Linked DNA regions of Homo sapiens: all the other regions are linked to region 1. Evidence: chromatin contacts called from ENCODE Hi-C or POLR2A ChIA-PET data. All regions are on one chromosome and are shown on one strand. Each heading gives the region's core, a stretch centred on a gene start or an enhancer-like site at or near the end of the contact. The rest is flanking DNA. Distances are from core to core; before and after follow the strand shown. Region 1 overlaps NRDE2 (NRDE-2, necessary for RNA interference, domain containing). Region 2 overlaps TTC7B (tetratricopeptide repeat domain 7B). Region 3 overlaps TTC7B (tetratricopeptide repeat domain 7B). Region 4 overlaps TTC7B (tetratricopeptide repeat domain 7B).

Region 1 (6,004 bases), core at 1,901-4,400:
TCTGTTGGTCTGTACACTGACAGGATAACAAAAAGACTGTCTGAAATACACACTAAAAAAGAATGGGGTCGGGCGTGGTGGCTCACACCTGTAATCCCAGCACTTTGGGAGGCTGAGGCAGGCAGATCGCTGGAGGTCAGGTGTTTGAGACCAGAGAGACCAGCCTGGCCAACATGGCGACCCTATCTCTACCAAAAATACAAAAATTAGCTGGGCATGGTGGCAGAAGCCTGTAATCCCAGCTACTCAGGAGCCTGACGCATGAGAATTGCTTGAACCCAGGAGGCAGAGGTTGCAGTGAGCTGAGATCCTGCCACTGCACTCCAGCCTGGGTGACAGAGCGAGATTCTGTCTCAAAAAAAAAAAAAAAAAAAGAATGAGGATTGGGGCAGTTATTAACAAGATTCCTTCTTCAGTTGCAGCCTATAAAAGGAAAAAGGGAAATTACAGAAACTTTCAAATCCTCAAAGCATTATGTACTGAAGGAATAAGTCCACTGCTTTAAAACTTCTAAGGGGAACCCATGACATCTACTTAACATTTTTGACATTTTGATGTTTGTGCAATATTCTGAAGCTACTGATAAATAGCTTAAGCAGATAAATAATCATGAGGATGTAAAAACAAATTCCAGAAGAAACAGAAGTACACGTCTTCAATGAGAGGTGACTTACCTGGGTTGATGACCACCCAGCCACCTCGTTCCTGCTGGTGCATCCACGCCTTCCAGCCTCGGGCTCCCTTCTCCCCAGCCCGGGGCTCTCCACTGTCCCAAAAGGGTTCAAAGAATTCCACCTGTTCAGATTTTAGAATGGACGTTAGACCTCACTTGTATAAAACTGCTGAGTCAGTGGGCAAAATCCGCGCTGGTGGATATAAGAGAAGCTTATGATCCTTGAAATCATGTTTGCCATCAGTCTTTGAAGTAGATACATGCTACACACCCCAAGATAGAAAAAAGATCTATCTAGCGTGGCAGGCAGCTTCCAAGATAGCCCCCATGACCCTACCTCTGCCTTGTGGTTTTCACACTCGCATGTGAGCTGGACCTAGTGATTCCAACACACAAAATATGGCAAAAGTGATGGGGGGTCACTCCCGGGATTAGGTTACAAAAAGACCAGCTGAGGTTCAGCAAGAAGGGTCTCCAGATGGGTAGGAAGGGAGTAGTTTCCTAGTTCTTATCCTGCCAGGCCAGTCTAACCAGGGACAGTGGCACTGCCAGTTCACCTAGTATCACTGGACCCCCGAGCTAATTCCTAAAGTCATGCCGCTTTCAAGATATTTTGAGAGGAAGGTTCCAACAAGACAGACCATGAGCTACGTGACACAACCATATCTTAAGTAACTATATATTCCTAACACCTGGCACAATACTTACTGCCTAGCAGGGACTCAATAAACGCTTGTTGGCACAGATCTGAACAAGGCAGGCGACCAGGGAGTAAAAAGGTCTGCATTTTTTATTTTTATTTTTGAGACAGAGTCTCGCTCTTGTTGCCCAGGCTGGAGTGCAGTGGTGTGATCTTGGCTCACTGCAACCTCCACCTCCCCGGGCTCAAGCAATTCTCCTACCTCAGCCTCCCGAGTAGCTGGGATTACAGGCATGAGCCACCACACCCAGCTAATTTTGTGTTTTTTTAGTAGAAACAGGGTTTCTCCACGTTGGTCAGGCTGGTCTCCAACTCCTGACCTCAGGTGCTCTGCCCACCTTAGCCTCCCAAAGTGCTGGGATTACAAGCCTAAACCACCGCGCCCAGCCTAAAGGTCTGCATTTTAAAGCCTGGCCCCATTAGCACCTCCCTCATTCATTCGAGCATTAGGTGTGTGGTAAGCAGCTCACTGGCAATAAATCTTTCCCTATGGAACAGAATGTGAACACAGCAATGAACAGAAACGTGATCATGTTATCAACTGGAAACAGGACTGTGAAAGTGAGCCAATAACCTACTCAGTGAAAGCTTTTGTAAGAAACCTTTTGAAGAGGACAAGCAGGCTTCCAGTGGGCACAGCATGGGCCATGAGCCACAGGATTATCTAGCCTGAGCCCTGGGCAATGCCACACACGCCTGGAGGAGTATTGCCTCCAGGAGAGTCACGTCAGGGCAGGGCAAACGTCCTGACACGTCAGTCATCCTCAGAAAGGGGAACCAGGACGACTACGCTCCCTCTTTAGAGGTCTGGCTCTTGTAAGAGTGAAGAAAGAAAGTTTACTTAAGAAAAAAAATTTTTTTTAAATAGTGTGATAAATGAGTATAATCTATTTGTTTATTCCACAGAAACGCAGACCAGTAATATCAGACCTGCCTGTGTTAAATCACGCTACTGTGTTCACGGTAACAACGTCTCTCAGTTATAAAAGCAATATGGAATATTAGTAAATAAGAAACTTTATTCCAAAGTTGTCATGTAAATGCTTTGGAATCACATGTGCTATTCGTGTTTAAAACCTCAAGCACGAGGATCGGGGTCTCCCAACACTTTAGAGCAGTGGTCTTCGATGGGTCACATTTGTAGGCAGAACCCTCCACCCATCACTCTGTTCTTATCACAGAGGGTCTTAGGAAAGGGGCAGGGGGAGGGGGTGAGAGAAATTCTGATCCTGACCCACAAGGTTCCTTAGAGTCAGCTGAGAATCACTTCTGTAGTACAGCCTATTCTTAAAATCTCACAGCATGTCTTAAAATTACTCTGTTATATGGTTTATTAATGATTGATTATAGCAATTTAACTGGTATAATTCTTTAATCCAATTTTTTCTAGAGGTAGCATCATGATAAAAATGGTCTTTACTGGCAATTCATGAAACTCCCACATGACGGAGGCCTTGGCCTCTCAAGAAACACTTTTGAATGTTCACCATAAACTCATATATTCTATTTATCTTCCACTAGACATCTTTACAGAGTAGAAAACTGAGTTTTATTTAGTGGAAAAAGGGAAAAGATACATTTTCTTATATACATAGCTCTATAAAAATTCTTTATTTCTTCACTTATCTTCATTTATCTCAAACATTGGCAATGCTCGCTTGTCATCTAAAGGATTAACCCTTCCCCAATAAGGATCACTGTTGACAAGGTATCTCTGTGTAATTTCATTTGCAACTCTAGCGAAGATTGTGGGTACTTAGAAGGTTAACTGAGGAAGTGATGCAAGACCCAAACTAGAATGTGTAAGGGTGGAAGAGAGTAATACAAGGTTTAAAATGGCATGACAACTGTTTCCCTGACTAGGGGAGCCAATCAGCATTTAAACAAAGGCAGAAAGGGGATGGGGGGGAGGAGGGGAGGGGAGGAGGAAGGGGAGGGGAAGGGGGCAGGGAAAGGAAAAGGAAAGGAGGAACACAGGCAGGCAGGCAGGCAGGCAGGGTGGGAGGGTGAGTCCTCAGAGAGCCTTTATGTTGTGAAGGAGGGGGAAGCTTCTTTACCTATCCACATCTCACCATTTTCATTACAAAACTTTCCTCAGATCACTGGACTATTTCTGAGAATTCCTCCTCAGCAGACTGATATAAAGGAGGATATGATATTTTAAAAACACTACCACACCACCTCTCATTATCCACACCACCTCTCATTATCCACACCTTCCCCCTCTCCCTCCAGAGAAAGAGCCAGGAAGAGAGAGATGAGGCGAGCAGAGCTGGGTACCTGTCCTTTGGTAGGCAGATCTTTCACGCTGTCGGGTTTGAAGAAGGTGAAGTCCACCATGGCCTGGAACAATGAGATGGCCTTCTCAGAGTGGCCAGCCTGCCGCAGAAAGTGGCACTGCTGAAGAAAGAGTGCTGCGAACAGGAGGGCAAAGGGGAAGAAGCCTGGTTGATACCGTTAAAGGGAAAGAACCTAACTTCTCAAAACAGGCAATTAACACATTGAGAACACCTTTCACCTGCAATCACTATTAATTTACAAAGCTGTGATACATGTCTTGATTTAAAGCGTCTCACACAGTATTATAATCCAAGTATGTTTGTTCTAATTTTTGTATGAAAGCATCACAGAACACAAATATTAACAACAAAAACTATATATAGTACATAAAAATAAGTCAAGAGGTTGGTCTGAATGCTATCAAATAATCACAGCTCATTATCACAAGAAAAATTATAGAAAAAGGATGGCGTAGCAGATTTTTATCAGAAAGCAAAGAGCTGTATTCAGTTGATCACTAGATGGCATTACTCACCAGCAACTTTCATCCTATGTTCAGAGTCGGCTGTAAACAAATCAAGGTTCCATGTCTGAACATTCCAGTTCATCTTACTTTTGGTACAATTCCAGCTACTAAATAACACTAAGCTATTTGTGTAGATCACATACAGTGACAAATTCAAGACTCTGTGTCAGTGTGATAAATGCTTATATTTTGAGAGCAATGTATTTCTATCTTTAGATGCCAACAGTAATTAATACTCAATAACAGGGGTTGTGATCAAATAAATGCCTGCTCTGTGCCGGACACTGAGCTAGACTCGCCATGGATTATCTCGTTTACTGTGCAACACAGTCCTGTAAAGCAGGTTTATAGTATTGTTGCTGATGGAGAAACTGGGGCTCAAAGAGGACCTGCCCAAGGACACAAGAGAGCCAGTGAAGGGCAAACCCTTCAGGATTCAAGGTCAAAAGTGATACTCTCTGGCTCTGCATAACATGCAGCCTCCAACATCTCATTACTGTCAAAATTAATGTTCCAGGTTCCTTCAGGACACACCAAAAATGTTAACAGCATAATAATACCCAAAACTTCTATTTATGCAGTGGTTCCCAGTCAGGGCATCTCACGGACATTACTGCCTGGGACCCTACAATTGGGTGAGACAGGTACATGCATCTCGACAGATAAGGCCACCGACTGCCAAAGCAGTTAAGAGACTTGCCTATGTTTACTTGGCTAATCAGCAGAACCTTGTCCAGTGATATCTTAACTCTACTGGCCCTATTGCCCCCACCTGCCCTGGGAGCTGGGGGCAAATTTGTTATCAAAAAGAGTCGTAATACTTTTTTAAAAAAATCAGTTCTATCAAACAATTTAGACTTTTTCTAGAATAAATCAAAAATAGATCTTCATTTTCAAGTAAAGCCAAAAGAAAGTCTAACTCCTCCCACGTAACTGGATCTGGTTATCTCCTTACCAAACATGGCCTCTTCCGTGCCAGGCAACGCAGGGTGAGATAAGATGCTGCCGTCCTTAACAGCAGACAAAGTGCTCAAGCATTTTCCATAAAGACTGTGAATTTTTGATATCGAAAAGGTACTAAACTGGCTCTGGCAAAATAAAAGGTATTTCTGCCAAAGGGCTGTATTATTGGGATGCAAAAATATCAGTTTCTGCCACTCTTTGACCAGAGTGGAGGGCTCCCAGAACTCTGTGCAGAGCTTCAGCTTGGCCAGTTTCAGATCCACACTGCTCTGGTTGCTCTCAATGGCCCGCTCCAGAATGGCCAGCTTCTTCTCCAGAATGAGCTTCAGGGACCTCTTTCGCTTTTCCTGCTCTCCTTCCTCGATGGCATACAGGCCAGGACTTTTCATGACCTCGTCCTCAACAACAAAAACACCAATTTACAAATGCAAATGGACCTGGGAGATCCTGAGTTTCAACAATGCTTACTGATTTTCTTACCACCCCCTAGGGACTTTCTTAAACCACCAGTTTGCCACTATTTCTTTTAAAGAAAACCTGGATCCTAAAGTGCTTGTGTCACCTGATATGTTTGATCTTGTATTTATCACTTAATTATCCACTCTCTGCCATTTTAAGCTTTGATTTCTGCATCAATGACTAGCATACAATGCCTTGAAAGTCTTTTCTGAAGAGCAGACCTTACCAATAAAAGGGCCAAATGTGGCACAAAATATGGTAATTGTATGAGTGGTTCAAAATTAGGGATTCAGACAAACCTACAAGTTTTCGAAAGAGAATGCATGGCTCTAACTGGGTAATACACTGAACAGCCCTCTCTCTTTCACAATTCCGTGAGCTCTGCCTGTTCTGTTTGTACTTC
Region 2 (6,004 bases), core at 1,978-4,477, 430 kb after region 1:
TATCTAAGCAGGGGCCTTCTGTTATTTGCTTTCACTGCACCCATTCACTTCCTAGCACCTATTCCAATTTGTAATTATATATGACCAGTACTTACATATTATCTGTCTCCCTCACTAGACTGTCTCCTCCCTGAGAGCCTGGACTATGTCTCTTATATTGGCCAACATATACTAGTACTGAGCACAGTACTTGGTACTTAGCAGAACTCAACAAATACTCGTTGAATAACTGACCAAACCCACTGCATGCCAGGTCCCATGCTGAAAGCTTTATAGGAACATCCCCAGATGTCTACAGAAACCATCACTCCAGCCAGACTGGTCTCATATCCTGTAGAATACACACAATACCGAGTACAGTTCTAACTCCACACTCTACCAACCACTGGAACGTCCCTCTGGTGCTTCCCCATCTGTAGGCATCTACACCATCTCAAGCCCACTTTTCCAAATCTTCACTCCCCTTTCCAAATCACATGGCCCTTCCAGCAGAGCAGTGCTCCTGTTTGCTTCTATGGCAACCTTGACTTCCCCAGTGATAACACATACAACTATCCTGAAATGGCTTATTTTAATTCCTAATTCTCCATGAGACTCAGTTCTCCATGAATTCTAGGAGGGCAGGGACTTTGTCTCTTCTCTTCACCACTCGTCCCCACAACCTAATGTAGGCCCTGTGATATGGTTTGGATGTGTGTCTCTACCCAAATCTCATATTGAAATGTAATCCCCAATGTCGGAAATGGGGCCTGGTAGGGGGTGACTGGACCGTAGGGGTGAATTTCTCATGAATGGTTTAGCACCATCACCCTTGGTACTCCTCATGATAACGAGTGAGTTCTCATGCGAACTGTTCGTTTAAAAGTATGTGGCACCCTGCCTCGCCCTCACTCTCTTGCTCCTGCTCTGGCCATGTGATGGCCCTGCTCCCCCTTTGCCTTCCATCATGATTGCAAATTTCTTGGGGCCTCCCCATAAGCCAAGCAGATGTCAGCATCATGCTTCCTGTAGAGCCTGTGGAACTGTAAGCCAATTAAACCTCTTTTCTTTATAAAATACCCGGTCTCAGGTATTTCTTTATAGCAATGAGAGAACGGGCTAACACAGCCCTGGCACGGATGGTACACAATGAATCCTCATTAACTGAATGAACAAATGACCCTACTCGAATGCATGAATAAATGGGCCTGGAATCTTCAGCTCATTTAAAGTGATCTGGTGTTCTTTCATTGTTTATGCTTTTACAGAACCATGTCATAACCTTTAAAGGTACTAATGTTTATGTCTTCATCTTTTTTCTTTTCTCTACCATCTGCCAGATGACAAGGCCCATTTCCTTTTCATCTCCGTATCTCTTGAAGAGGGTTGCATACAAAAAAGTGGTGGTTATTAAATGCTTACAGGAAACGTGTGTGAATTCTCTTATGTTCACTGCAGTGGACTCCTACTGTCAAAAGTAGTGTGCAGTTTTAAACGTGAACACTTGCTACCACTGCAAGAGGGAAGATGACCTCCAGAAGGCCAGAATGCAAAGGCTAAGTTGCTCAAGCACCAAGAGAGACAACTGCATCCAGCAAAGCATGCTCACGTCCTGGCGGGCGCCCTCACCATGATCACCTCCCCACAATCACATGGGATGTGGGAGCCTGTCTGCTGCTGCTGCTGTTGTATCTGAGACATAAGCCCAGGAAGCACCCTCCTCAGCAGCCCATAGGATACAGAAGGGCCTCTTGGACTCCTTTTCCTGCCTTCTAAGTCTAGGTTACACTGAGCAGGGCTAAACAATTGCAAAGAGATTATATGGGAAGATTGAAAGCTTTTTAAAGTAGATGCATAGTGGTGATGAGTGGTCTATTTGTTTGATTATAAAAACAGAGGTCCAAAAGCCCTTCCATACCACTTTATTCCCTGGCTTGGCTGCAAGTACCTGAGGGGAGCCCAAGGTCTGAACCATCCCTGCCTGACTTCCTGCTTTCTGAGTCAAGGCCTCCCATGCAGCACTCGGTGATGTAACCTAGAAAATGGTACAACCCCATGGGTGCATCTCCCGGCTGACAGTCATTTGCCTTTTGCATCAATTTATCTCCACCCCACCTGAATTAAAATCAATTCAAAGCCAGTGAAAACACACTACAATCCGTTTTGCCTACCCAGGACACCTGACACAGCTAACAAGAAGCAAGGTTACTTTAAATGTGCTTTGCTACCCTTTGTTTACAAAAGATGGGTAAATATTCCTAAAGCAACCTGCAGTAACTAATTGGCATCCCAGCTGGGCACAGTGGCACATGCCTATAATCCCAACACTTTGGGAGGCCAAGGCAGGAGGATCACTTGAGCCCAGGAGTTCGAGGCTGCAGTGAGCTAGGATCGTACCACTGCATTCCAGCCTGGGCCATAGAATAAGACCTTGACTCTACAAAGAGGTAAAAATCCAAAATTGATTGACATGCCCAAATCAAGCTTCTCTGGCAATTCTGGCGGCAATGACTCAAGTAGGGAGTAACATTATCTTCTCAGAAGGCCGAGGGGAACCCGAGGGTGAGGCCGTTTCTCTGCTGCTAGCTGGGCTGTGAAATGAATACCCAGTGCCACCGCGGTCAGACCAGTCAGTCCCACCTATTTTCTCTGAAAGTGATTAGAATGTTATCCAAGCCCATGGTTATGCACCTTGAGCAGCATTGCCTTAAGCCAGCGCCACTGTAAAGAAATGCCCTGCCTCCAAGCCCTGGCAATGTCCGGCTCGGTCATCTACTTCTCCACAAGCTCCCACTGCAACCAGGACGTGACCTGAATCTGGTCCCACTTTCAGCTGGTAAGTCAGCCAGGCGTCGTCACCATTGGAAGTCACAATTTACCTCCTGCTGTTTGCCTGACACCCCACCAGGTGCTTCCATGTGCATATTTTTATTTGCTCCTCACTACTGCTCTCCGAGGTGACTGATATTCACCCTACTACACAGATAAAGAACCTGAGACTCAGAGGAAGAAAGGGCTGGTTCCAAACCCAGCACCTGAGCTGCCCTCACACAAGCGCTTGCTTTGGCGAGGCGACTTGGAGCCCTCAGAGGCGGCAATCCTGGCCCTCTGAGGCTACTGTTCTGCTTTCACCCTCTGCGGAGCCTCAACAAGATGTTTTTTCAGCCTTAACAGGCTTGTTGCTGCCACCCAGAGGGATAAGAGAAATAGATGTGAAATGGATCTGGGTACATTCCAAGTCAGACCGCGCCCAGAGACTCGGGACTGGGAGGTGGAGGAAGTTACCGGCCTGGATGACAACTAGCTGTTCTCTCCTGCCTCATAAGGAAAGAGGGAGCCCAGGAAGGGAGGAACTAGGAAGGAAGGGAAGGAAAAGATGTGAAGGAGAAGAAAAAGAGGGGTGGGAGAGGGAAGAGGACGAGCCAGAAAGGGAGGCCGGGAGAGGAGGGCGAGGAGAAAGAGATGCTTTGTGACGCGCTGTAGATGAGACACGGGGGAAAGCCTTAGGAGAAATCACCCAACCAACAGAGGCTGGGAACTGTCTGTGGGCGATGTCCTGTCCGGGGTCAAGTGCTCCCTCACAGAGGGAGGGTGATGGACAGTCAATCCCTCCCATCGACTCCATCCACACCGAGCCACAGCGCTTCCCACACAGTGGCACAGTGGTGAAAGGACTGGAGCCCAAGGAACTGTGTGACTGCAGCAAGGCACATCCCCTGTGAGTCTAAATTTTTCTAAACAATAGGGGCAATACTGCTCACATTGCCCACTGCACATGGTGGAGCGGCAACGCTGTGAGGACCAGTGACCATGAAGGACAAGTGTTTAAGCCAAACTTAAAAGCAGCCCTTGGATCTAACACATCAGAAGGGGCTTAGGAACTGGTCCTGGCATCAGGTTTTCTGAAAGAGATGCCCAAGTCCACCAGTTCCGCAGTGACTTCTGGAAAAGATGGGAGAGTTCTAGAAGAATCAGATTCAAGACTATAATTCAGTGAGTCCTCAGGAATGACAGCTAAAAAGCTGAGTATACATTTAAGTATATTTCTAAAGAAAAACATTGTGTTTCATCAATTCCATCTCTTATTGCCAAACTCTAGTGTATTTTCCTACTACTGAAAATCAGTCAATCCTGTCCATTATATCCTTTCAGATACACAGAAGAAAACTGCAGAAGAGCAAAAGGAGTGAGACAACTGGGAGCAAGTACCTCACAAGGAAGCGTGGGAAGCTGCTGGTGCTTAGGGACAGCAGTTACCTCCATTCTGTCCCCGCTTGCTGTAGGCATCCAGTGACAAATGAGCCCTGGCTGTGGCCCTCAGGCCCTGCGTAGCCCACTGGTATGGGTCAAGCAGCCCTGACAGCACTTGGCATGTTCAAAACCTCCCAACGGTTTTTCTCCTTGGGGTATATTCTGTGGCCCCCAAACTGGCCCTCACCTCCACCTCCTAAAAGTAATTCCTCACTACTGTTGCACCGTCCCAGCCTTGAGCTAGTTGCACCAGCAGGGACTGCAGCTAACAGGGACCTTTGAGAGTACCTGGCCCAGGGCTGGGAGTGGTGGCTCATGCCGGTAATCCTAACACTTAGGGAGGCCAAGGCAGGCAGATCCCTTGAGCTCAGGAGTTCAAGACCAGCCTGGGCAACATAGCAAGACCTCGTCCCCCCCGCAAAAAAAAAAAAAAAAAAAAAAAAAAAGAATGAGAGTACCTGGCCCAATCCCATCACTGGTCTTTAGAGCCCAGAGAGAAGAGCAAGAGGACAAGAGAAGAGAAAAAGCTTCAAAGTTAAGCAGTCCCTTAAGGCTACATCAACAGGCATTTCCTTGAACTCGAATAAAGTAAAATAAAATGAGAAATGAGTCAGTAAGCAATCCATGGCATGTAATCCATCACCTAGTGCAAACCTCTCATTATTATTTTTTAGTTGGATTCCAGTGGGCAGCCAGTGTCTCAGGGCCCAGTAGTCTTCCTTTCTCCCCAAAGAACAGGCTTCAAAGATGCAAATAAATTACCCAACCCACTCTTATTAATCTCACACAAAACATTTTCAACTGAACGTATGGGTATGGTACCCCTGGGACCTCCAGGGGGATTAATTCCCGGGTCCGGACCTCCATATTAACACATACAGACACAGGTCAGAGAGAAGGAGGGCAAGGGCCGGGAGCTCCTCCGTGATGACCACCATTTATCGTGAAAAGGGAAAAGAAACATCACTAGAAAAATATTCCATGTTCCCTCTCTTCTCCTTCTATTTATAACAACAAAGAAAACAGAACTTCATCTTAGCTTAGGGGACGTGCACCGTTGCTCAAATGATCTCAATCAGTGGCAGATGAGATCGAATGCAAGAGCATCTTTGTGCCAAGGCCATTGAGCTGCTGCAAACCTTGGGGTGTGTGTCACAGCCTTTTGTAGGCCATGTGGACCTCAGCCAGAGGCCTCTGGACCAAAGCAGGCCTTCTCTCACAAGCAGTTTAATAGGACTTGAAAAATAGGCATTTATTTTCAACTAATGGGAAATGGACGCATGCGGCTCTGGGCCACCAGGCAGATGAAATCCCAATTTCAAGAGCCATGCCCCAAGGTTTGAAGCTCTTAAAAATGAAGAGGGAGCAACTCCATTGTTCATTTTTCCAGAGGCTGGGGCTTGGGTCCCCTCTGCCATTCAAAGCACTACTGGACTACTCTAGAGGAGGGGAACGGGCCTCTAGGGGCCTCCCATGCAAAGCCTACGGGGGTGCTACAGAGGAACCAGATACCTACTGTTGGTCTTCATGCACATCTATCCTGCAGCACAATGTCAAAACAAGGGATAACTGAAGAGATTTGGAACAGAATCAGCACATTTCTCACAAGAGCAACACAAAAAGGAAAACAAACATCAAATGCACTCGAGAGCTGTCCCTCCCGTTCATGTCCTTCAACCTTTCTTAAAAGCCTTTTCAAAGCCACACTCACTTTCATAAAAACTGGCTGAGATTTGGCAAATCCAATTCCCTGAATGATCAGCCACTGAAAGGG
Region 3 (6,004 bases), core at 2,472-4,971, 380 kb after region 1:
AGATGAGGAGGAAAAAAAAGTGGATTCAGAAAAACCCCAGTAAATGAGGAAGTAAGACAAGTGGGACACCCAGAGTAGGATGTGGCCTCGGACAGAGGGAGGGAGAGAGGGCCCACACTCAGCAAAGGGTGGACCTAACCCCTATCTTCAGTAACTGAGCTATCCAACCATGGGCCAGGCAGCCTTGAGATGCTGTGAGCTTTCATCTTTCTCCTACAACATCGACCGTTTTAGTCGGATGATCTGAGACAACACAGTTGGTGAATGCTCGCTCCAATTGCCTAAGTGGTAGGCACAGGCAAGGCTGAAGCCAAGTATCCAACCCCTAGATAAGGCATGCAGAGCTTGTGCTGGGCCCGCCCCCGTCAGCACATGGGCCACAGCTGCTTGTCACACCTGGCAGCTCCAGGCTGGGGGCAGCTTGTGAGCAGGGGCCACACCTTGCTCCTGGCTGTATCCCTGGCCTTAATCAGAGCCCCTGGCACAGAAGAGGTGATAGTACATACATGTGTTGAAGAAATAAACATCTTCCATTTCATATATTTCATCAGTTGGTTGAGATTTTTAGAAGATAAAACACAGATATGGTATAAAATTCAAAAGGCTCTGGGGGAGATACAGTAACAAATTTGCCTTTCTTCTACCCTCCTATTCCAGCTTCCCCGAGGCAACCTTTGGCACTGCACCACCTTTTGCAATGTGACTAGGGGAGTGAAGTTCTGACTTGCAAAGGTTCCCGCAACTACACTACCCAGTCATTTGGGAGGCAGGTGACCACCACGAGGTGGGAGCTACATATGATATCAAGACAGAAGTCATCTGGGTGAAAACAAGGTCCTAGTATTCTGTGCCAGGAGCAGGCACAGGCCCCGGAGCCACAGCTTGCAGAGGAAACCACCAGGGTGATGACCACCCCCTAGAACGTTCACAGAACAATGGGAAGCCCAGGGGCAGAGACCACCCAGCCAGTCAACAGGGCCAGACACCTCAAGCTCCTCACTCTTGTTTTGGACCTAGGAGATTTCGAGCTGGGGAAAGGCAACATTGCTACCCAATAGGATGGAAGTAGATGTGTGCGTACCACTGTCATCCTTGAACCTAGAGAGGTGATAATGTGTTTTGTCTGGAGGAACGAATTCACCTTAAAGGAATTCAACTGTGAGCTGGGTGGCATGGTCCCCAGTGACAGGCTTTGTGGTGGACACAGCTGACAGGAACTTAGGTGGTGGGGAGAAGGGGGGTCCAGGAAATCAAGGTACCGGGAGAGGTTCGATCCATTTAGTGATGAGCAACCTAGGCCAATCCTAAGCCTGGACTGAGTCCCGGGGCTGAGCCGCATGTGGTGGGGGCATCTGCACACACTGCTTTGTCAGGCCAGATTGTGAGGCTGAGTAACCACTGCCCTGTAGAGTCACCAAACCATGGACTAAAAAAAGATTCAAGCCACACAGGCTCATCTGTTTCCCCAAGGTTCCTGCCTAATGTGGCGATGCACTGGCAGGCTAGAGGGTGAGTCGGGCACTTATCTGATTTCAGCCAATCTGTTACTGTATTTCATTCCCTGTCCTCGTGCCCAGAGGCTGTTGCAATGGGTATAAATTTAGAAAGAGAAAGATAAATAACATGGAAAAGTTCCTTTTAAAAAATAGGGATTTTTTTTTCTCTATTTTGCTAAAGAAAAGATAAAGTGATCTTCTTGTTATTTATTTAGCCTTACCATGGTAGAATTTGATATTTTGGGCAGGAACCTAATAATGCATAACCATAGCCCAGGATGAACCAGCTTCTCCTGAAACTGTGAAAGAGGCAAGCCTCCATCCTAAGCGTTTCTTAGAAACTGAGGGAGTGAGAAGATGACAGTACCTTGCACAAGATCTGAAATCCACGAGGGTCCCTTCTGAACAAGCAAAAGACTCTGAAAGAAGACTGTCTCCTTTATATGAAACGGTCTATACCAGCTAACATAACACACTGTGCCTGAAATTGTCAGGCCACTGGCGATTTCACTGTACACATTGATACTTTAAAGGAAACCTGTTCTATGAGGAAATTAATATCACAGATGGGAGATTTTCAGTTGGTGGAAAGAGAAACTGCTTGAGAAATGTTTGCCTTCCCTCACACACAAACTCACAGCCTGGTGGGTTATGGAACTCTCATGGTAAAAGACTAGATCAATTCCACCACCTAATCATTTAGCCCAAGGCCCATTCTACAGGGGAGAAAACCAAAGTTAAGTGACTGGCCCAAGATCACATGGCTGCCACTAATAGAGGGGGGCCCAGGACCAGGTCTCACAGCGCTTCCCTGGGGTCACCGTGCAACTGCCACCCACCACCTGGATGTCAACCAGACTCAGCAGCTGTACCTCTGACAGCATCTCATACTGGCCTCTTCTTCCAAGAGCAATGGTGAGTAAGTCATAGACCACAGATGCACTCTGCAGACTGATGAGGCGGTCACTCTTGTGTTCAGGTATCCTGCTCAGCACAGCGTCCCGGTTGGCCTGAAAAAACATGGAATAGAGAAGCAGATGGAGAGAGAACCTAGTGCTGCATGGCGGGGAGTCCACCTAGGCCCTCCTGCCCCTACCAATTTGCGAAGGGAATGGAGACAAGGGTAGGAATGAGCAGAGGCCTGTCATCTTGGGTTATTTATTCAAAATCCCCTGGGCACCGCAGAACATGATATACGGGATGATCCAAACACTGAAGTCCTGGAAGTGTGAACCTAGAGGGCACCTGTACCTGTCGACAGGCATCTGGAGGAAGCCTTGGCAGCCGATACAAAGTTTTCCCTGGCCTCGGGTTCATAGCCAGCCTCATAGAAGACGCAGCTGCGCTCTAGAGCAGCCGAATCATCCATCAAGTGAGGCCCTGCTGCACCTCACTCGTGAATCCTGCTTCTGCTCTACATTAAAGAGTGGGAGAAAATTCCCAGCCCTGCATTTCCCAACACCCAATTGTGTCATCAAGTTCCATGAGTCCTACAGAGATATATCTTACTTTTCCTCTATCACCAAGCAACATTCAAATCCCTATATGACATCTTCACTGGAACAGAACACAAAGATGAGTTCAATCTTGTTTAAGGAAGCACAACACAGATATATAAGAGAAAACAAGAAGAAAGCAGATTTTTACTTTAAAAGATATTAACACAGAGGACTCAAGAGAACACCGTCAATTTTCTATGCTTAGCACAGAAATACATCAGGCACATTCAAACTTATTAATCTCATCTATCCAGAAATCAAATGCTCTTTACAGCAACTTGTTTCCATTACTTCTAAAATTTAATTTCTCTACAGATTCCTCCAAATATATCACATGTCTGAGACTCAACAGCTAGCTCATTTTCCTCTTTTCCCTAATAGGAAGTTCAGAATCAACAAAGTTAGATTTCGCCTGCCTTTTTCCCTCTGCTAATTAACAGAAGTCTGCAGATCCATCTGTCTGTAGGAGCAGAGAAAGGCCCCCCCAGTCTTTCCTGTGAAAGTGGTACATGAGGTTCCGGGGTCACTTGTCCCGGCAGGCTGACGTTGATCTTCCCCCTGACATTCAGAAAGGCCACACACACACCTTCCCTCTCACTAATGAGACAAAATGCATTTTCTTTGTGTGTGAGTCCAAGGCATTTACTTTTAGCCACCCATCAGTACTTACTCACTTTAAAACTCCTTGCTGTTAAATGTCAAAGACAAATAAGAATATATAAGACAGGCCACTTCCTACAAAGTGAGTCATCTCTTACGGAAACAAGCCTGCTTTTGAAGATTTCATTCTAAGTTTTTCTTGTTAGGAGTCCCTCTTGAGCCCAAAAAAAGCAGCTCTGAAGGAAACAGGGGCCTGTTGCAAATGGTCTCATTTTATTTATTTGCTATATATGTTCCATACTGAGACCAATGCCTGGAAGAGAACAAAACAAACATACTATTTATGAGAGACTTTCAAGTTATACTAAATGCATTCTTTTCATTTTTAGAGAAAGTATCAGTATCTTTTGATTAAAAAGGTACAATATAGAACCTCAAACAGACCCACAAATAATAAATATCCCAGAATATTGCCTCAGTGGTAGTTCTGCAAATCAAGTTCTTATAATCCCATTCTCCTAGGGGAAACTAATTTGATTTGTAGTTAGAAAACAGCACAATTCTAAATGATACCTTGTAGGTGGAGAAGCGACGGACAAATTCATGCTTCTGAATTAAAGTCAGTACCAACAAAGAACACAATTTTCTGACATCCAAAAAACACAGCAATTTTCATTTTGGTTTTGAAATTGAGCACATTCATTTTCTGTCTAAAAACTAAACAATCGAGAAGTCAAAGGATATGGAAAAAAGGCTTCCAAAGGCAATTTCATTTAGATTTCTACCTACATTTTCTGAAATGATTTACAGGAAGAACATAATCATTTTGGTTAGAAACCTCATCCTTCATATCCACTGATGACATCACTGGATTTCAACATCCCCTGAAGAGATTTTTCTGGCAATTACATACCATAGAGCCAAATCTGACTGTCTCAAAGGGATCTCAATGTTTGAGTATTATTAGTTTCTATCACTTCAATTAAGAAGCAGGAGAGTTGGAGATATCATTCCAAAGACATCTCCACTTAGTGCAAGCATTTTAGAGAGGTGGCCATGTTTTCCAAATTGCAGACTGGAACACATCATCTGACAGTGGAACATAATGTTTTCAATCAGAATTGTCCAGGTAATCTAAAATGTACAGTCATCATGCTTTCAGAACTTTTACACCATAACCAACCAAGTTTGCCCAAAGGGAACTACCTGCCAAGGACCCAACTTGGGATGAGGGAATGCTGACCAGGAGGCCAAGATGAGCTGGCTCCATGGATGACCCGGTGGGGAAGCCTGTGGAGACTCGTTCACTTGAATGCCACCTAGTGCCAGCCTGCTCACCTATGTGCTTCCCTGATTGCACCAAGGCAAGTAGAGAATGTAAATGACACCACCCTAAGTTATCAGCTGACTATCGGGCAACCTGCTTCCTTGAGAGGAAGTAAGCCCAATGACACCAAAGAGCCTCCAGATCAAAAGAGGTGGTAACTCAAGCAGACTTGCTCTTGTAAACATCAGTGGACCATTCAAAGTTTTAATCAAAGGCAAGAAAGCTGCCCTCTCATGAGTTCTGGCCTCTTCTGAACCCTCCTTCTCTCCGCGCATGTACGTTATTATGCTCAGACCCCATGTCTATACTCACCTGAGTCCATTTTATACCTCCCATTAAACAGTATGTGTGGGGAGGGCAAAAAGGGAAATGCCTTCTCTTGCTTTAGTTATGATTCCCTTCTCTCCCCTGGGCTGCCCCGGGGGTTGGCGGTAAGCGGTGACAACTATGGGGAGGGGGCAGTACAATCTCCTAGCAGGAACAGGAGACCACTGCGTGATGCACGCATTCCGCCTGCTCTAGGCCTCAGGTTCCTCATGTATAAAACGAGGGAAGGGGACGCGAGCCCTCAAGATCTTTTGATTCCAGGAGCCCACCCATTCTGCTCAGGTGCTCAGTATACATCACTTTTCTGCTGAGGAATTCACTATTACTACACACATGATCCTGAAGGTTTTAAGCCAGGGCCACAGCGCCTAGTGATAGATACACAGGGCAGAAACCCAATAAATGATGAGTGGTGAAATAGACCTAAAATTCTATATTCTGGCCAAATACTAAGAAAATGTTTCAAAGGAATCAGAGGGTCTGGCAAAAACTCCCTCACAATAGCAGTGACAAGTGAGCTCTCACGGCCTGGGACTTTACAGTGTCTGGCAAAGCCAGGAGCTGGAAGAGACAACAAGGGCAGGAGGATGAGAGTTTCATCAAGCTCCTGCTGTGAAGACCAGAGCTTTATAGATCCAACAAATGACTTATCCCAAAATTCTCGCCCACTCCAGGGCAAATTGAGAGGCTTATAAAGGTCACCCTTTGGGGGCCTCTTTCTCCTTTTAAGGTTCCTCCAGTGGTCATTTTAGCTG
Region 4 (6,004 bases), core at 981-3,480, 300 kb after region 1:
AACCAAGCAGGCCAGGCGCGGTGGCTCATGCCTGTAACCCCAGCACCGTGGGAGGCTGAGGCAGGCGGATCACCTGAGGTCAGGAGTTTGAGACCAGCCTGGTCAACATAGTGAAACCCTGTCTCTACTAAAAATACAAAAAGTAGCGGGGCATGGTGGTGCACACCTGTAATCCCAGCTACTCAGGAGGCTGAGGCAGGAGAACTGCTTGAACCCCAGAGGTGGAGGTTGCAGTGAGCTGAGACTGCGCCATTGCACTCCAGCCTGGGCAACAAGAGTGAGATTCCATCTAAAAAAAAAAACAAAACAACAACAACAAAAAAAACCCTGTACTGTATTTTATTGTTTCATAGAACTGAAATGGTAAGTGACTATATAGACACTGGATTTTGACTTATATAGGTAAACAGCTGGAAACACTGGCTCTAACCAGCACATTTTTAAAGAACCCCTTTCTTTCTCACCACGGCAAACATGTTCCTGCATCGTACATCAGAATGAGAGCACTATTAACTTAAGGTGGAAATGGGCAAACTGAGGCTTGAAAAAGGAATCAGAAGTTAGAATATAGGACATATTTCCAATTTGAAATCCAAGGCTCTGCAGAAATAAGTTTCCAAATAATCAGGTTCAACAGGTAAGCCAGGGAGAGCACCTGGGCCATGGTGCATCTCTCATCTGCCACCCAGCTTCAAGAGGTCCCGCCACTGCCAGAGCCCACAGGACTGTGTGCTGCGCAGCGGCTGCCGTGCTCCGTCTAGGAGACAATGCGCCTCTCCCCGCAGTCACAGGACACAGGGGCTCTGAAAAGCCACTGCAAGACCCACTGTACCAAGGGCTGACGTAGGCAGGTGAGAGCTCGCTCTGAAATCTAGCACAGGTCTGTCGTCAAACGGCCCGAATGGTGCAAGGGCGTGTGACGTCCTGGAGCGGAGGCCATCTGCATTTCCACAAGCCAATGGCTTTCCTTGCCCTCCCACCTAGATCCTCAATCGAAAATGTTATCTTGGACACCTGATACAGAGGCAAAGTGCCACCTGAAGAACATTCTGAGCCAGGGTTTCCTTCTAGGCTCCTCTCTCCATCACCATGCATGGGGGTAAGGAGGGGGGAAGGCAGCCGAGGACCTAGAAACTGTGATGGGAAGGCATTTCCTCACGGGCCAAGAGGACCAGGAACCAAGAGGAACCAAGGCCACTGATCTCAGGGCACCATGAGTCCAAGCTCTGAACCCTTCCTGAGGTTTTCTGACCCGTGCTCCTATTGTACACTGAGGGCTGTTGAGAAACCCTGCCTGCCCCAAGTAGGACACTGGGACGGCTAGCTCATATTGCCTTTGCAGGTGAAGCTTTTCCAAAAATCCTTTTTCCAATGCACATGACACCTATGGTGAATTTCACATAGACCTCAGCTGTGGCAATCACATGTGAGCCCTCTTCCACCAAAGTTCATCATCCAAAGGGATCCCAGCACCAATAATTCTGTTAAGAAAAGGCACAGGCTGGGCGTGGTGGCTCACGCCTGTAATCCCAGCACTTTGGGAGGCTGAGGCGGGTGGATCACTTGAGGTCAGGAGTCTGAGACCAGGCTGGCCAACATGGTGAAACCCTGTCTCTACTAAAAATACAAAAAAAATTAGCCGGGCCTGGTGGCGGGTGCCTGTAATCCCAGCTACTCGGGAGGCTGAGGCAGGAGAATCGGTTGAACCCAGGAGGTGGAGGTTGCAGTGAGCTGAGATGGCACTCCAGCCTGGGTGACAGAGCGAGATTCTGTCTCAAACAAAAAAAGAGAAGAAAAAGACAAAGGAAAAAGCATAACTGATAAATTAAGTGGCTTAGTTATGCTTCATATCCCTGTATTTGTCACACGCAAGTGTTGCCGAATAAATAGGATATATTATATTCCAGCTCTCCTTCTAACTGTCTGGTGGCCTCAGTTAAGTGGCTGCAGTCTGAAGGACCCCTCGCCTTCCCTCTCCCCTCACAGCACATAGAAGATGAGCTGGATCTCTCTCAGATGGAATCCTGCCCACCCGGTGACTTGGCGAGCATTCCAGTGCCAGGAACGACGGACAGCCACATTACATGACGTGTGAAAAACATCCTCTACCAAAAGATGTCAGCCGACCACCTCACATGAGGCTGGCAGGATTTGGGGCAGCTCCTTGCTTCCCAGCCCTGGAGAACCCACTCCATGCCTCATGAGTGTGAACATGGGGGAACGATGGCACGTGGCCACACCCCAAGCCCCGTCTCTGTTTGGCACCCACATTCTTTCTGCCTAATGCTGCAGCGGCAGACACCTGCCCTCCCCACATTTTTCTGACAAGTAGCTGAGCCACTGCAGTCGTGGGCATGCAGAAATCACCTGCTGCTAATGAATTTCTGCTGTACCTGTTTTCCCTTGACCCTGAAATGATTCCAAATTCTCTGTCAACTTATTCACAATTAAAATAATACGAAAAAGCAGCAGTTCCATCTCTTAAAGAACCTGAATATTAAGCAGCAATCTGAGTGACTCAGCATTCTGTGAGCTAGCTTTGCTTTAGAATTTTCATTTCTTAACAGGAAAAAAAAAATTCTGTTTCTCAAGATAGGGCTTGGAAATAAATCAGTCCAACACTGCAGACTGCTGGCAGCTCTGTGCCCTTCTGTCTCTGTGTGTCACCTGTGCTTGAAGAACCAGAATGTCCTGGGGGCTGAGGACGGGAGGAGGCGAAGGAGTTAGTGTTGACTGTCTCTTATTTCTTGAAGGGAGAGGAAGAGGCATGAGTGTCCACTCCCACTTCGGCCCTCAAAGCAGGCATATTTCTCCATACCTTTTAAAAAACATAACTGCTGTCCCCTCATCTCCCTGGTGCCCGGGAGTTAGGACAATTCCCATCTTTGCTGTAGGGTAGTCCTGCTTTCTGAGGAGGCGACTCCAGGTGGTGGCTCCTTGCACCGCGCTGTCACAGCTCTCCTCTCCATCTGCTGCTTCCCTGGGAGCTGCCCTCGCGCCTTGTGTCCCCCAGTGTGACAGCAGGGGCGGGGCCGCTGCCCACCCAGTCCCACCAACCATGAGGGCTCCTGCTGTGGGTTCCTCTGATAAATAAATCACCTTGGTCACCATTCTAGTAGACACTTCCATTTTTCACCAAGTGAAAAAAGGATTAAGACTCATAGCCCCAAGACGGGATCAGTTTCCCACTGACTTTAACATAATATCAAGCACCGTTTAAACCTGACAGCACACGTCTTGTCCTGAAAGGGGGAAGCTCTTTCCAGGGAAGGACCCCAGTAAGGCAGGGAGGGCCGGGGACATGTCATCACCGGTGGGCATGCGGGGCTAGCGCAGCATGCTGCTGGTGGGTGCTGGCAGGGCCAGGTGGTCACACAGAAAGCATGGAGGGAAGCCGTTCACACGCATGCAGGAAGGTGCCAGCTGTCAGAGCGAGCCGCTGCCGGTGGCTCTGCGCTAGAGACAGTACCTTCTGGAGGACTACATTGGGCAGATGCTTCCATCTCCACCTGAACCCTCCCTGATGCATATTCATGAGGCTGTGTCTTGGGGTGGAAGTGCCTTCTGCCTGGGGAAGGCTCTCTGAGCCTCCAAGTGCCTGACTGCCGGCGTCCTGGGGAAAGCCTCCCAGGTTGGGATGATATTCTAATGCTGGACACACTCCCCAACTTCTACCTGAGTGCCACTTACTGTTGGCTTGTCAGTCTCCTATCATTCCACTCAATCTTGTTTAAAGAAAGATACTACAGAACTAATTAAGGAGAATTATATTAAATTTAGTTTAATTAAAATAGCAAAAAAAGGTTCTATATTAGAGCTGAATTTTAAAAATCACCACCCCTCAAAAATGGTACAGTCATCACAGAGTGATGCTCCCATATATACCTAGATTTCTTTTAAAGCTACTTTATTCTATTAAGCAGGAACAGAGACTAAAACCGCCTAATTGACTAGTCACTTCCTGATCATGATATACATTCTTGAGTGTTAGAAAATGCAGCTCAATAAAATGCTTGCCATGATGGAAAGAGAAAAACATCACTACTGTCTTGAATTCCTTTCTCACTCTTATTTTATTTTAGAGGTATGTTCTTCATTAACGTGTTTACTCTCTTCTCCCGGTGAATTACTGCTAAAGAGAGCAGCAACTTCACTAGAATCAGTGATAGGAAAAATGGAGCCAAGAACTCAAGTCGGTAATCTTGATTTTAGCATGTTCTTGGAGAGGGGAATAAAACATCAGCACAGATTTTTCTCCAAAAAAACAACTGCTAGGGCACCTGCAGGGGAGCGCCCCGGGTCCTCTAAGAAGTGATGAGCAGCATGCAGAGAGCCCTGCTGCTTCGCTCCAATCCTGCTCAGCCACCTCCACTCTTCTGGTCCTAGCTGCCCAGGGTGTAACTCAGGGGGAAGGCACCTGACTCGCCCTTAAAACCAGGATCCATGGCTGCCAAATCATAAGGGCGGTGTACATAGAATAACTATGGAATTTACATTTTTACAGATGAGGAAATGAGGCCCAGGGCGATGCGGCGAGTTGCCGGGTGACTCCAGAGCTGGCCCTTGATGGTGAGAGGAACCTGGCAGGGAAATCTCTTTTATGAAGCACCTAATGTGTGATGACAGCACCAACACATACCTCTTTTCTATTATGGACTGCTTTTAGGCCAGAAATAAAGGCACATCTAGGTTGAGCTGGATTTCAGAGGGTGGAATCAACTCTTAAGGGTGAGGGGCAGTATTTGCCATAAGCTAAAGGCTCAGGTCATTCAAATGCACTGGATCCCCATATCCACCAGCATTTCCCCAAATGCAATCCATGAACACTGATTTCCTAGGGTGGAAAAAACGATTACATTAGTTTGGGAACACTGGGTCAAAGTGCGGGACTTCTCAGAACATTTAATGTGGTTAATGTGAACTATGAAGCACTAGGCAGGAGATGGACTGTCGTCCAAATATATTTGACCAAAGAGAATCAGTGGTCTAAGAAACATCCTTTGGCAGATGTGACAAGTCACTAATGACTTAAACACTGCCAAAAGCACTGTTAGGCTGGGCGTGATGGCTCACGCCTGTAATCCCAGCATTTTGGGAGGCGAGGTGGGAGGATCGCTTGAGCCCAGGAGTTGGAAACCAGCCTGGGCAACACAGTGAGGCCTCCTCTCTGCCAAAAATTAAAAAATTAGCTGGGTATGATGGCGTGTGCATGGTGTCCCAGCTGCTCAAGAGGCCAAGGTGGGAGGCTCACTTGAGCCCTGGGGTTCCAGGCTTCAGTGAGCTGTAATCGTGTCATTGCACTCCAGCCTGATCTACTAAGACCTTGTCTCAAAAAGAAAAAAAAAAAAAGCACTGATCCTACATCCAGGGAATTAAGCAATTCCTTTAAATTTTGGTAGATACATTTTTAAGTTTTATGATGTCTGCTTATTTTTAGAAAAATTAACAGTTAGAATTGCTCTCCTATGCAACAATAATGGTTGGATTAATTACAAAAATTTCAAGATCCAACTGGTTCCCTCTACCTAAAATTTACTGGCCACCCGCCTTGGGAAGACGGGGCATCTCATGCTTCCAATCAGTGCCAGGAGTGCTTCTCACCACCCACTGCACACCCAGAGTTGGCCTTTTTCCCTGCAATGCCTTCTTTTGTAGTCCTTCTCAGATCAATACTGCCTCCTCATATATAAACCCAAGCTGCGCTGAATGCATTAGGATCTCAGGAGGGATGGGCTCCAGGTGGCAGAGTGGGCAGGCAGGTGGCAGAGGGATGTCCACGTCATCTCAGCATTCTCAGCACTCAACAACCACAATGCACATTCCGTGGTGGGGGGAGTGTGATTCTGGAGGCCCTCGGAAGGATTAATAGATTGGTAAACTACTTACTAACTGAAAAAAGGGAAGGAAAACCATGAAAGTATGCTTCTGGAGAGTTGCCTTGGAACAACAGATCAAACCAAAAATTAAAACCAAGAAACAAAACATTTGAAAAATCAAAATTAAG

Evidence for each region. A loop is a pair of places that touch in the nucleus more often than their neighbours do. ChIA-PET counts read pairs that join two places held with the same protein, here RNA polymerase II (POLR2A). Pooled maps may share reads with other maps.
Region 2: a map of sigmoid colon shows a loop between it and region 1 (2.5-fold over the local background). The contact joins two enhancer-like sites. A Hi-C loop is called at or near these places in 2 of 168 maps with a recorded cell type or tissue (esophagus muscularis mucosa and sigmoid colon) and 1 of 50 pooled maps. POLR2A ChIA-PET finds 5 or more read pairs at or near these places in 1 of 52 experiments (RWPE1).
Region 3: a pooled map shows a loop between it and region 1 (2.1-fold over the local background). The contact joins two enhancer-like sites. A Hi-C loop is called at or near these places in 5 of 50 pooled maps. POLR2A ChIA-PET finds 5 or more read pairs at or near these places in 3 of 52 experiments (AG04449, activated T-cell and activated naive CD4-positive, alpha-beta T cell).
Region 4: a loop to region 1 is called in a map of aorta, with 5 times the contacts of the local background. The contact joins two enhancer-like sites. A Hi-C loop is called at or near these places in 6 of 168 maps with a recorded cell type or tissue (Caco-2, Calu3, aorta and 3 more) and 13 of 50 pooled maps.

What each region holds. Positions count from the first base shown.
Region 1 is chr14:90,297,586-90,303,589 of GRCh38, forward strand. It overlaps NRDE2 (NRDE-2, necessary for RNA interference, domain containing), which reads right to left. Exons shown (of 14, transcript NM_017970.4): 6 at 5,135-5,540; 7 at 3,654-3,787; 8 at 675-795. Among named protein-coding and RNA genes, the nearest start is that of NRDE2, 31 kb to the right of the region's middle. RefSeq lists a silencer at 5,220-5,514. Within about 2 kb of position 3,151, at least 9 of the 41 ENCODE cell types and tissues checked have a DNase peak (open chromatin) inside an H3K27ac peak, as active enhancers do.
Region 2 is chr14:90,723,689-90,729,692 of GRCh38, forward strand. All of the region lies in intron 5 of TTC7B (tetratricopeptide repeat domain 7B), which reads right to left. Among named protein-coding and RNA genes, the nearest start is that of TTC7B-AS2, 29 kb to the left of the region's middle. Within about 2 kb of position 3,228, at least 6 of the 41 ENCODE cell types and tissues checked have a DNase peak (open chromatin) inside an H3K27ac peak, as active enhancers do.
Region 3 is chr14:90,674,155-90,680,158 of GRCh38, forward strand. It overlaps TTC7B (tetratricopeptide repeat domain 7B), which reads right to left. Exons shown (of 20, transcript NM_001010854.2): 9 at 2,369-2,506. Among named protein-coding and RNA genes, the nearest start is that of TTC7B-AS2, 20 kb to the right of the region's middle. Within about 2 kb of position 3,722, at least 3 of the 41 ENCODE cell types and tissues checked have a DNase peak (open chromatin) inside an H3K27ac peak, as active enhancers do.
Region 4 is chr14:90,597,367-90,603,370 of GRCh38, forward strand. All of the region lies in intron 17 of TTC7B (tetratricopeptide repeat domain 7B), which reads right to left. Among named protein-coding and RNA genes, the nearest start is that of TTC7B-AS1, 42 kb to the right of the region's middle. Within about 2 kb of position 2,231, at least 3 of the 41 ENCODE cell types and tissues checked have a DNase peak (open chromatin) inside an H3K27ac peak, as active enhancers do.